Linked DNA regions of Homo sapiens: region 2 is linked to region 1. A link is an interaction called in ENCODE POLR2A ChIA-PET data of the cell type or tissue named here. Cell type or tissue: MCF 10A. All regions are shown on one strand. Each heading gives the region's core, and the rest is flanking DNA. Links, peaks and the distances in the headings are about the cores only. Region 1 overlaps ATP13A2 (ATPase cation transporting 13A2). Region 2 overlaps CROCC (ciliary rootlet coiled-coil, rootletin).

The links. ChIA-PET counts read pairs that join two places held together with the same protein. Peaks named below come from ENCODE experiments on the same cell type or tissue, not always from the same donor. Only the 100,000 strongest peaks of a DNase experiment are listed, where the experiment ranks them.
Region 2: POLR2A ChIA-PET joins it to region 1 with 6 read pairs; 12 of 35 experiments call an interaction of 5 or more read pairs at or near these places.

What each region holds. Positions count from the first base shown.
Region 1 is chr1:17,001,293-17,006,657 of GRCh38, forward strand. It overlaps ATP13A2 (ATPase cation transporting 13A2), which reads right to left. Exons shown (of 29, transcript NM_022089.4): 2 at 4,392-4,486; 3 at 4,082-4,264; 4 at 3,722-3,780; 5 at 3,400-3,529; 6 at 3,040-3,119; 7 at 1,004-1,081; 8 at 742-811. Among named protein-coding and RNA genes, the nearest start is that of ATP13A2, 8.0 kb to the right of the region's middle. In MCF 10A, for the core only: no CTCF peak of the experiment used is centred there; a DNase peak (open chromatin) is centred at 2,739.
Region 2 is chr1:16,946,521-16,951,861 of GRCh38, forward strand. It overlaps CROCC (ciliary rootlet coiled-coil, rootletin), which reads left to right. Exons shown (of 37, transcript NM_014675.5): 17 at 241-471; 18 at 1,811-2,004; 19 at 2,279-2,406; 20 at 4,433-4,602. Among named protein-coding and RNA genes, the nearest start is that of CROCC, 27 kb to the left of the region's middle. In MCF 10A, for the core only: a CTCF peak has its summit at 1,192 (motif pointing left); DNase peaks (open chromatin) are centred at 2,161 and 2,690.

The DNA of each region.
Region 1 (5,365 bases), core at 291-5,290:
TGGCAGGCGCCTGTAGTCCCAGCTATGTAGGAGGCTCAGGCAGGAGAATCACTTGAACCCAGGAGGTGGACATCGCAGTGAGCCGAGATCACGCCATTGCACTCCAGCCTGGGCAACAAGAGCAAAACTCTGTCTCAAAAAAAAAAACAACAAACAAAAAACAAAAAACCACATAGCTTCTAAGTGACAGACTGATTTCTATGGGGCCAGACTCAAAGATCTCTTTCATGGTGCCTGCCCCCGATCAGAGGGCTGGGATGTTCACACTTTATTCTAGTTGTGTCCAGGTCACTGGCTTCTCTTTGTCCCTGTGTGACCTTGGCCATGTCACAGCCTCCAACTGAAGCTTGGATTTCTCAGGTGTGAACAGTGCAGTCCCAGGCCCAACCCACGGGACTGTTGGGAGCATGAAAGTGGAGGACGCACAGAGAGGACCCAGGCTCTAGGGCGTGTCTCTGGGGACCCCATAGATGCTCAGGCTGCGTGGATTTGCCTCTTGGCCTCCAATCCCTATGAGTGGGGCCCCAATCTGTGACCCAAGCCTTGGGCAGAACCTCCAATTCCTGGACCTGGTCTCTCTGGCTAGGCTGACTGCGGCAGGTTCTGAGATGACGATCCACTATGGAGAAGGGGACAGCTGGTCTGGTTGCCACCGTAAAGTGGCCCAGAGGAGGCAAGCCCTGGGCCAAGGTCACACAGCACGCCAGGCAGGGCTGGGGCAAGACCCAGGGACAGCCCTACCTCGTCCACCAGCAGCTGGGGGTAGGACTTGACCGGTATGCTGATCACGTTGGGGCCGTAAATGGCCTTCCTGGAAGAGGGGATGAGGCCAAGCCATCAGAAGGAGGAGCTGTGGCTGGACCCTCCCGGGGTGAAGGAGCTCCCCACTTTCAGCTGGGGGAACTGAGGCCCAGAGAAGGCAGGTGACTGGAAGGCAACCACATTGGGGGGCAACACAAGGAGCCCCAGTTCTCAGGGCACCCCGGTCCAGGGCAGCACTGACCTCACCATTTGGTCCTGGAGGCTGAGGCCATGGCGGGAGCGGTGGACGTCGTCACAAGAGCGGCCATGGTCCAGGAGGCTGGGGGTGGGTGCGAGGGGACACGCATGGGCCATGGGGCCTGAGGTCTGCATCCCCCACCCTGTGCAGGCTGGAGACTATGGGCTCTAGGCCCCCCATCCCCGTTCTGCCACACTGAGCTCCTGGGAGCAAGTAAGCCCCCTTGAACCCAAGGCTTGGCTTTGCCCTTTTGTTCCTCTCACTGGGTTCCAAACCAAGTCACTGAAGAAGGAGAACAGCGAGAGATGATGCTAATAATATGAACAGTGAAAAGAGTAGCTGTTATTTAGTGATAAGGGCACTATTTACACTGATGATACCCTGGGCAAGTCACTTAACCTCTCTGTGCCTCAGTTTTCTCATCTGCAAAATGGGGGCAGTGACAGCACCTACCACATAGGGCCATGGGTAGATTAAGTGGGGCAAGCCTCGGGGACTGCTTTGGACGTGCCTGCCACTTGCTAAGTGATGAATGCACGGGTGATTTTTGCTATTATCCCCATCATGCAGCAGAGGCTGTTGCTGCCATCCCCATCTCCCCTCTGCCTCACCTCCACATGACAGCTGGACCCTGAAAACACCTGTCTTTACCTGAGGCCTTCTGGCTGCATGTGAATCCCCTGCCTGTGAGCCCGGAAAGCGTGGAAGACTTTGTGTCCCGTGACTGATAATGGCAGGGAATTTGATGGTAACTGTCCTCACTCCCTGTGTGAGGTCGCCCAGAGGTGTGTGGTCTACGCTGGCCCAAGGAGATCCCCAGGCGACTGAAGTCCGGGTGTCCACAGCTGTGGCAGCCAGCATAACCTCCCTCCGTGCTTCCATCCCTTCCCCAGCACTGCCTGGGATCAGCTTCAAAACAAACTCCCTGCCCTTGAGCCCTTGTCTGGGGGTCTGCTTCTGCGGCATTCAAACTAAAGTGTGTGAGCAGGGCCCGGTGGCTCATGCCTGTAATTCTAGCACTTTGGGAGGCTGAGGCGGGTGGATCACCTGAGGTCAGGTATTTGAGAACAGCCTGGCCAACATGGTGAAACCCCGTCCCTACAAAACATGCAAAAATTAGCTGGGTGTGGTGGCATGCACCTGTAATCCCAACTACTCGGGAGGCTGAGGCAGGAGAATCGCTTGAACCCAGGAGGCGGAGGTGCAGTGAGCCGAGAATGCGGCATTGCACTCCAGCCCGGGCAACAAGAGTGAAACTCCATCTTAAAAAACAAACAAACAAACCAAAAAAACCACACACACACACACACACACACACACACACACACACATACACACAAACTAAGGTGTGTGGTGAGCTTGTGTTTCTTTTTCTTTTTTTTTTTTTTTGAGATGGAGTCATGCTCTGTCATCCAGGCTAGAGTGCAGTGGCGCGATGTTGGCTCACTGCAACCTCTGCCGCCCAGGTTCAAGCGATTTTCCTGCCTCAGCCTCCCAAGTAGCTGGGATTACAGGCACATGCCATCACGCCCAGCTAATTTTTGTGTTTTTAGTAGAGATGGGGTTTCAGCATCTTGGCCAGGCTGATCTTGAACTCCTGACCTCGTGATCCACCTGTCTTGGCTTCCCAAAGTGCTGGGATTACAGGGGTGAGCCACCGCACCCAGCCTGAGCTCATGTTTCTTAAGCCTTTTGTAGGTGGCAGAGCAGTGACTAAACCCCAAGCAGACAGTCTGAGTACAGAGCTGATAGTCTGATTCACAGTGGTGTCACAACCTCAGATCACATTCGGTGCCAAGCTCTACATAAATTATTATCTATTTCACCATCAAAACAATCCTAGGAGGCAGAAGTTATCTTCATGCCCTATTTATAGACAGAGATCCCAGGCCTGGAGGGGCTCAGTAACCTGCCCAAGGTTTCAGACAGCAAAAGCATCAGAGCTGAGAGGGGAGCCCAGGCCATGCCATGCCACCGTCTGTGCCCAAACCAGTGCCACTCTGGGAGGTGACATGAGCCACACAGGCCCTGACTCCTACCTGACCTGGTAGAAGGCTTGCTGGGTCTCGATCCAGATATAGCGCTGGCCCTGGAAGAGGTAATACCGCAGCACCCGCTTCTGGGTGGGAGAGAGGAGAGGATGGGTTGGAAGCTGGCCCCGGCCCCAGAAGCAGTGTGCTTATGCTGGGAGCCGAGGGATGGGGGTAGGGGGCAGGGACTGGTGTCACCAGACAGAGAGGTGGGGAGAGGCCTGAAAGTGTAAACGTGCTCAGACAGCATCCTGGATGTTTGGGACAACAGAACTAAAAGGTGGTGGGAGAACATGAAGTCTGACTCTCCCATTGCACAGATCATGAAACCGAGGCCGAGAGAGGGGCAAGGACTTTTTCAGAACCCACCTGTCCGACACTCACCGCCTCCTCGCTCTTGTGGAGCTGGGCCGTATCCTTCCAGGCACCCTCTGGTACCGCCCCAACTGCCGCCTGGCTCCGGCCATCCTCTGCCTGGGACTGTGGGGACGGCTCCAGGCTGGGGAAGCAGGTGAGGGTTACTCTCGAGCTCTGGGAGCTGCCCTGGCACCTCCCTGTGCTCACAGAGCCATCTTCCCTCCCTAGGATGGGAGGCGCCAGAGTCAGCCTTTATGGGGGGGCCGAGGGTTGGGGAAGTTGGGGAGGCCAGGGTAGCAGGGGCTTCTGGGAAGGGGCAATGGGGCTGCCTCACCTGCCCTCGCCGATGGCCTCAGTCTGCACCTGGACAGTGAAGAGCTGCCAGGAACTATCCTGGAACACAGAGGTATGGACTCAGTCTCAGAAGAGTCCCCTCCCCTCCCAGGCCCTGTCCTACAGCCAGGCGGCCCCTGCTGGAGAAGGCAGAAATCAAGGCTATGGAGAGCCCTCCAGAAACCACCCGACCCGTCCCTTCTGCCCAATGCTCAGATGGGAAAGCTGAGGTCCAGAGAAGAGCGGGACCTGCCTAATGTCCCATGGAAAGTCAGTGGCCGGGTTGGCACCCAAGCATCCTCCACCCCCGACCCTGACCCTCACTGCGCTTCTCTAGCCCCAGGCTCAGCCTGACTCTCACCTCTTTGTCTCTTATTTCGATAACGAGTGTTTCGGCGTGGGCCAGGTTGCAGGGCCGGAGCCGCAGCCGCACCCCCCACAGGGGCTTCCAACGGAAGAGCAGCAAAGGGATCCCAGCCATCATCCAGACCACGACGTGATAGCCGATGACCCTCCATGGACTGCCACAGTAGCCGCTGAGCCTCTGCGAACGCAGCGAGAGAGGGCCCAGGTCGGGGTGGGAACGGGGCTGGAGTAGGAAGTTGGGGTGTCTGGGTGGGCCTGGGCATTCACCCCCTGCAGCTTTTCCCCACCCCACTCTGCCCACTTACCACGGATGAAACTGAGGAGCTGAGGGGATCTATTGATGTCCCTATCGTCAGGGTCCCATAACCGGTGGGCGTGCTGCCCACGAGAGGGCTGCTGTCTGTGGACAGAAAAGAGAAAGGTCATTTGGGGAGGCACCTTCTCCTCTTGCTTCCTTAAAAACAATAAACATCAGCCTGGGCGCGGTGGCTCACGCCTGTAATCCCAGCACTTTGGGAGGCCGAGGCGGGTGGATCACCTGAGGTTAGAAGTTCGAGATCAACCTGGCTAACATGGTGAAACCCATCTCTACTAAAAATAAAAAAAATTAGCCGGGCGTGGCAGCGCGTGCCTGTAATCTCAGCTACTCAGGAGGCTGAGGCAGGGGAATCACTTGAACCTGGGAGGTAGAGGTTGCAGTGAGGCAAGATCACACCACTGCACCCCTGCCTGAGCAACAGAGTGAGACTCCATCTCAAAAAACTAAACAAAACAAAACACAAAACAGTAAGCACCTGGTCTGACAGAGCCCAAAGCTCATGTCTTCCTGTGTCCTTTATCTGGCTCTTCTTTCCGTCGGTTCTTACTTACCGTATCTTTTTTTTTTTTTTGAGACGGAGTGTCACTCTGTCACCCAGGCTGGAGTGCAGTCACTTGATCTCAGCTCACTGCAACCTTTGCCTCCCAGGTTCAAGCGATTCTCCTGCCTCAGCCTCCCGAGTAGCTGGGATTATAGGCATGCACCACCATGCCCAGCTAATTTTTGTATTTTTAGTAGAGATGGGGTTTCACCATGTTGGCCAGGCTGGTCTCGAACTCCTGACCTCAAGTGATCTGCCCACTTTGGCCTCCCAAAGTGCTGGGATTACAGGCATGAGCCACCGTGCTTGGCCAGTAGTGTCTTGTTTCCTTGCGTGTGTCGGTCTTTCTGCTGGGTATGGCCCAGAATTGGAGAATGGGGCCTGGACAGTGCCCCAAGCCCCCATGGTGCTCGTGCATC
Region 2 (5,341 bases), core at 1-5,000, 55 kb before region 1:
GTTCTCTGTCTGTCTCTGGTTCTCTGTCTGTCTGTCTATCCCCTCTAGGCGTCAAAGCACAGAAGTTCCATGGGCCCTCCTCATCTCCCCCTCCCCAGTGTCCCATACACCCAAGGGCACTGTCCCTCATTCCCTGGGAGCCTCCCCTGGGCTATTGTTGCTGGTGGGTGGGTGGAGGAGGCGTCCTGGTCCTGGGAGGGACGCCCTGCTCACGAGGCCCCACTCCTACCTGGCCTCCAGCTGGAGGAAGAAAAGTCCGCCCTGCAGGGCCGGCAACGGCAGGCAGAGCAGGAGGCCACAGTGGCGCGGGAAGAGCAGGAACGGCTAGAGGAGCTGCGGTTGGAGCAGGAGGTGGCGCGGCAGGGCCTGGAGGGCTCCCTACGAGTGGCGGAGCAGGCCCAGGAGGCATTGGAGCAGCAGCTCCCCACGCTGCGCCATGAGCGCAGCCAGCTGCAGGAGCAGCTAGCGCAGGTGGGCAAAGCTGTGTGTGGGGGTGGTGTGGAGAGCATGTGGGGCAGGCCGGGCTCCCAGCCCCCTGCATCCAGTCCTGGGTTAAGTCACAGGCACTGGAGCCTGCTTCTGGGTTAAATCCAGCCCCACTTCTGCTAGCTGGGGACCTTGGACAAGCTGCCCAATCTCCCATACCTCAGTTGCCCCATCTATAACATGGGGCCAGCCAGGCGCAGTGGCTCACGCCTATAATCCCAGCACTTTGGGAGGCCGAGGCGGGTGGATCACCTGAGGTCCGGAGATCAAGACCATCCTGGCTAACACGGTGAAACCCTATCTCTACAAAAAATTAGCTGGGCGTGGTGGCACGCGCCTGTAGTCCCAGCTACTTGGGAGGCTGAGGCAGGAGAATCGCTTGAACCCAGGAGGCAGAGGTTGCAGTGAGCCAAGATCATGCCACTGCACTCCAGCCTGGGCAACAGAGCAAGACTCCGTCTCAATAATAATAATAATAATAATAATAATAATAATGATACAGATTAATAATAGGTGGAGACTTTTTAGAATTGGAATCTTAGACTTTTGGGAACATCACATCTGGAAGAGACCTTAATGTTTCAGGGATCCAGGGACCTTCATGCAAGGTCTATCCTGGAGCGCCTAGGTTTCTGGGAGGGGCCTCTAGAGGATGGGGTAGGGGGTGCAGGAAGCAGGGTGCAGGTCTCCACCTTGAGGCCTGCCGAGCAGCTGCACTTGGGTCTGGTTTATATATTCAGCTTCTCTGCAAGTTTAGAGTAATACAAGGGTTCTGTTACTCCCAGAGCTGAGTGAGGGCCCTCATTTTTTTTGTTTCATTTTGTTTTGTTTTTGTTGTTGTTTTTTTTTCCAGACAGAGTCTTGCTCTGTTGCCCAGGCTGGAATGCAGTGGCACGATCTGGGCTCACTGCAACCTCCGCCTCCAGGGTTTAAGCTGTTCGCCTGCCTCAGCGTCCCAAGTAGCAGGGACTACAGGCGTGCACCACCACGCCCGGCTAATTTTTGTATTTTTAGTAGAGACAGGGTTTCACCCCGTTGGCCAGGCTGGTCTTGAACTCCTGACCTCAAGTGATCCACCTGCCAAAGTGCTGGGATTATAGGCACGCACCACCGTACCTGGCTGGGCCCTGGTTTTTGTACACACGTGCATTGCAGATCTAGAGAAGGTCATGACTTGCCCAAGTACATGTAGCACATCAGGGCAGACCCTGGGCTCAAACCCAGGCCTTCTGCCAGGACTGGGTTAGGCCCAGAGTTGGGGTGCTGCACGATGAACAAGCTGGGGGACGCTGGGAGTGCTACTCAGTCTCTGGGTGGGGGCCAGCTCTCCCGGCAGCTGAGCGGGCGGGAGCAGGAGCTGGAGCAGGCCCGGCGGGAGGCCCAGCGGCAAGTGGAGGCGCTGGAGCGAGCGGCCCGTGAGAAGGAGGCGCTAGCCAAGGAGCACGCTGGCCTGGCTGTGCAGCTGGTGGCTGCGGAGCGTGAAGGCAGGACCCTGTCAGAGGAGGCCACACGCCTGCGGTAAGGCCTTGGGCTCTGCCCAACCCGCCCTGGGGGGTCCTCCTGGGGCCACACCATGACCAGCCACACGCAGGCACGGGCCCCCAGGGGCAGTTACTAAGGAGTCTGGCTTGCCGACTCGTCCTAGCTGTGGCTCAGGCTTCCCCAGGGAGTGTGGGCCTGGCCAGGCAGGTAGATTGGCACTTGGCCCATGCCTGGCCACTCCCTGAGATCCACAGTTTCCTGGGGCCAGGGAGGCTGAGTCCCAGGGCCTCAGGGACTGTATGTGCTGCAGCTTGGAGAAGGAAGCCCTGGAGGGCAGCCTGTTTGAGGTGCAACGGCAGCTGGCCCAGCTTGAGGCCCGCCGGGAGCAGCTGGAAGCCGAGGGGCAGGCCCTGCTGCTGGCCAAGGAGACCCTGACTGGTACGAGGGGCTGGGGACTTGGGGGGAACACCAGGTTCCAGCCCAGACTGCAGCCTCCCAAGGTCTGGGGTCTCACAGAAGTTGGGAGCACTGGAGTAGGAGTCTGGCTGGCCTGGGTTCCAGTCCTGTGCCACCACTTAGATCTCACCTTCCCTTGAGCAAGCCCCTTTCCTCTCTGGGCTGCAGATTCCTCAGCTGATGATTGGAGGTGGCAATGCCCACCTTCTAAGCCTGTTGCCAGGATGACGTGGGAAAAGCGTGTAAGGCCGTGGCACGGTGCCTGGCTGAGTCAACAGTAACTGCCGTTCATCGGTCATCAGGCCTGTTAGTCTGAGTTCTCTGTGCTTTTCAGATGACTCTCTTGGCCCCAGAATCCCAGCCCCACTTCCCTGCACCGTTCCCATCCAGTCTCTGAACTCAGGGCTTCTTTCTGCTCACCTAACATTAACTAAGCACCTACTTGGGTCATGGAAATTAATTTTCCTGTCCATGTACACCTGAGCCAGACAGAACCAGGAAGGGAAATGCTGGTGGGTTTCCAACCCGGGAGATGGTTTTTAGATGGTAGCTATACCATTTCCATTCCCTGTAGTCATTTCCATTAATATAAATAGTTAACGTTTGACGGGTATGTTCATGTCAGTCATTAAAGGAGATGCTTTATGTGTAGCTGTGCAGCTGTGGGAAGTTGCTGCTGATCTCTGAGCCTCCATTTCATCATCTGTTAAATGGGGATGAGGATAAACTACATAGGCATGTTATGAAGACAAAATGAGGTTATGTCTAAAATACTTAGCTGGGCGCTTGACCCATAGTAAGTGCTCAGTCAGGAATAGGGTTGTTTTTTGTTTGTTTGTTTTGAGACAGAGTTTCACTCTTGTTGCCCAGGCGGGAGTGCAATGGCACTATCTCGGCTCACCTCAACCTCTGCCTTCTGGGTTCAAGCGATTCTCCTGCCTCAGCCTCCCAAGTAGCTGGGATTACAGGCATGCATCACCATGCCTGGCTAATTTTATATTTTTAGTAGAGACGGGGTTTCGCCATGTTGGTCAAGCTGGTCTCGAACTCTTGACCTCAGGTGATCCACCCGCTTTGGCCTCCCAAACTGCTGGGATTACAGGCATGAGCCATCACGCCCAGCCTGTTTGTTTTTTGAGACAGAGTCTCACTCTTGTTGCCCAGGCTGGAGTGCAATGGTGCGATCTCGGCTCACTGCAACTTCTGCCTCCTGCATTCAAGCGATTCTCCTGCCTCAGCCTCCCAAGTAGCTGGGACTACATATGCCCGCCACCATGCCTGGCTAATTTTTGTATTTTTGGTATAGACAGGGTTTCGCTGTGTTGGCCAGGCTGGTCTCAAACTCCTGACCTAAGGTGACCTACCTGACCCAGCCTCCCAGAGTGCTGGATTACAGGCATGAGCCACTGCGCCCGGCCTATTTGTTTTTTTGAGGCAGAGTCTCACTCTTGTTGCCCAGGCTGGAGTGCAGTGGTGCAATCTCAGCTCACTGCAACTTCTGCCTCTTGGGTTCAAGCGATTCTCCTGCCTCAGCCTCCCTGAGGCTGGGACTACATACGCCTGCCACCACGCCTGGCTAATTGTTGTATTTTTAGTAGAGACAGGGTTTCACCATGTTGGCCAGGTTGGTCTTGAACTCCTGACCTAAGGTGATCCACCTGCCCCAGCTTCCCAAAGTGCTGGGATTACAGGCGTGAGCCAAGGCACCTGACCTAGGGTTGTTATATGTTTGACATCCGTCCCATTTGGGAGGCCTTCTCATCAGTCATTTTATGCCTTTAATGCCATTCTAGGTAGGCAGGAAAGGGGTCAGGGCCAGTGGGCCCATGTAGCATATAGGGAAACTGAGGCCCAGAGAGGGCAAGCCACTTCAAGAGGACCCAAACTAGATGCCAGGCAGGCCCTCTGCCTCTGGGATTTTGCCCATGTGGCTCACCTGGCCTAAGTCTGCTGGCCCAAGGAAAAGTTTCAACCCAACCCTGCCCTTTCCCCCATTCCTCTCGTGCAGGGGAGTTGGCGGGCCTGCGGCAGCAAATAATAGCTACACAGGAGAAAGCCAGTCTAGACAAGGAGCTGATGGCCCAGAAGCTGGTGCAGGCTGAGCGGGAGGCCCAGGCCTCTCTGCGGGAGCAGCGGGCAGCTCACGAGGAGGACTTACAGCGACTCCAGCGTGAAAAGGTTCAGGCAGCTGGGGAGGGGTGGGCAGGACTCTGAGCCAGTGTTTCATCATCGTTCTTGCTCTGCCTCGGTCTCTACATCTGTGAAATGGGACTTCCTCTCTGTTGTGGAGGTCCTGGGGACAGCTAGGAGGACTGGGGGGATGGGGAGGTTGTGGTTCTTATTAGACATGCAGATTCCCAGGTCCCAAATCTGGTCCAGCCCTGGTAATCCTGATGCAGAGGGTCCACAACCACATTTGGGAAATACTGACCTAATGTACAGCAGGAAAGCACTTTCATTTGCTAAGAAGTACTGTTTGCATATGAAGAGCCACTCAGACCTCAGCATATAGAAAGGCAAGGGGCCAGGGAAGTTACTAGAACACTGACTCTGGGTTTGAATTGCCTGGGTTTGAATCGAATCTTGGTCGCTTACTGGTGATGCTACCCAAGGTGTCCGTGCCTTCATTTCCCCACCTGTAGAAATAGGGATAGGATAGTGAAAGGTATTGAAGATGAGCTGAGACCATCTGCATAGAGGGCTTAGCATAGTGACTGGTACTTAGCAAATGCTCCATAAGTTATGATTGCTGGCACTGACATGCTCTCCAGAGTGGCCCTCGGGACAGGGGCCCTCAGCCACCAAATCCTAGACAGGGCTGCCTCTGACAGAGGTGCAGGCTATGACTGCATGGCTCCAGGGCATGCCACTCACCCTGCAGTACCCCTGGCCTTGGGTGGTTGTTACCACGCTTCTC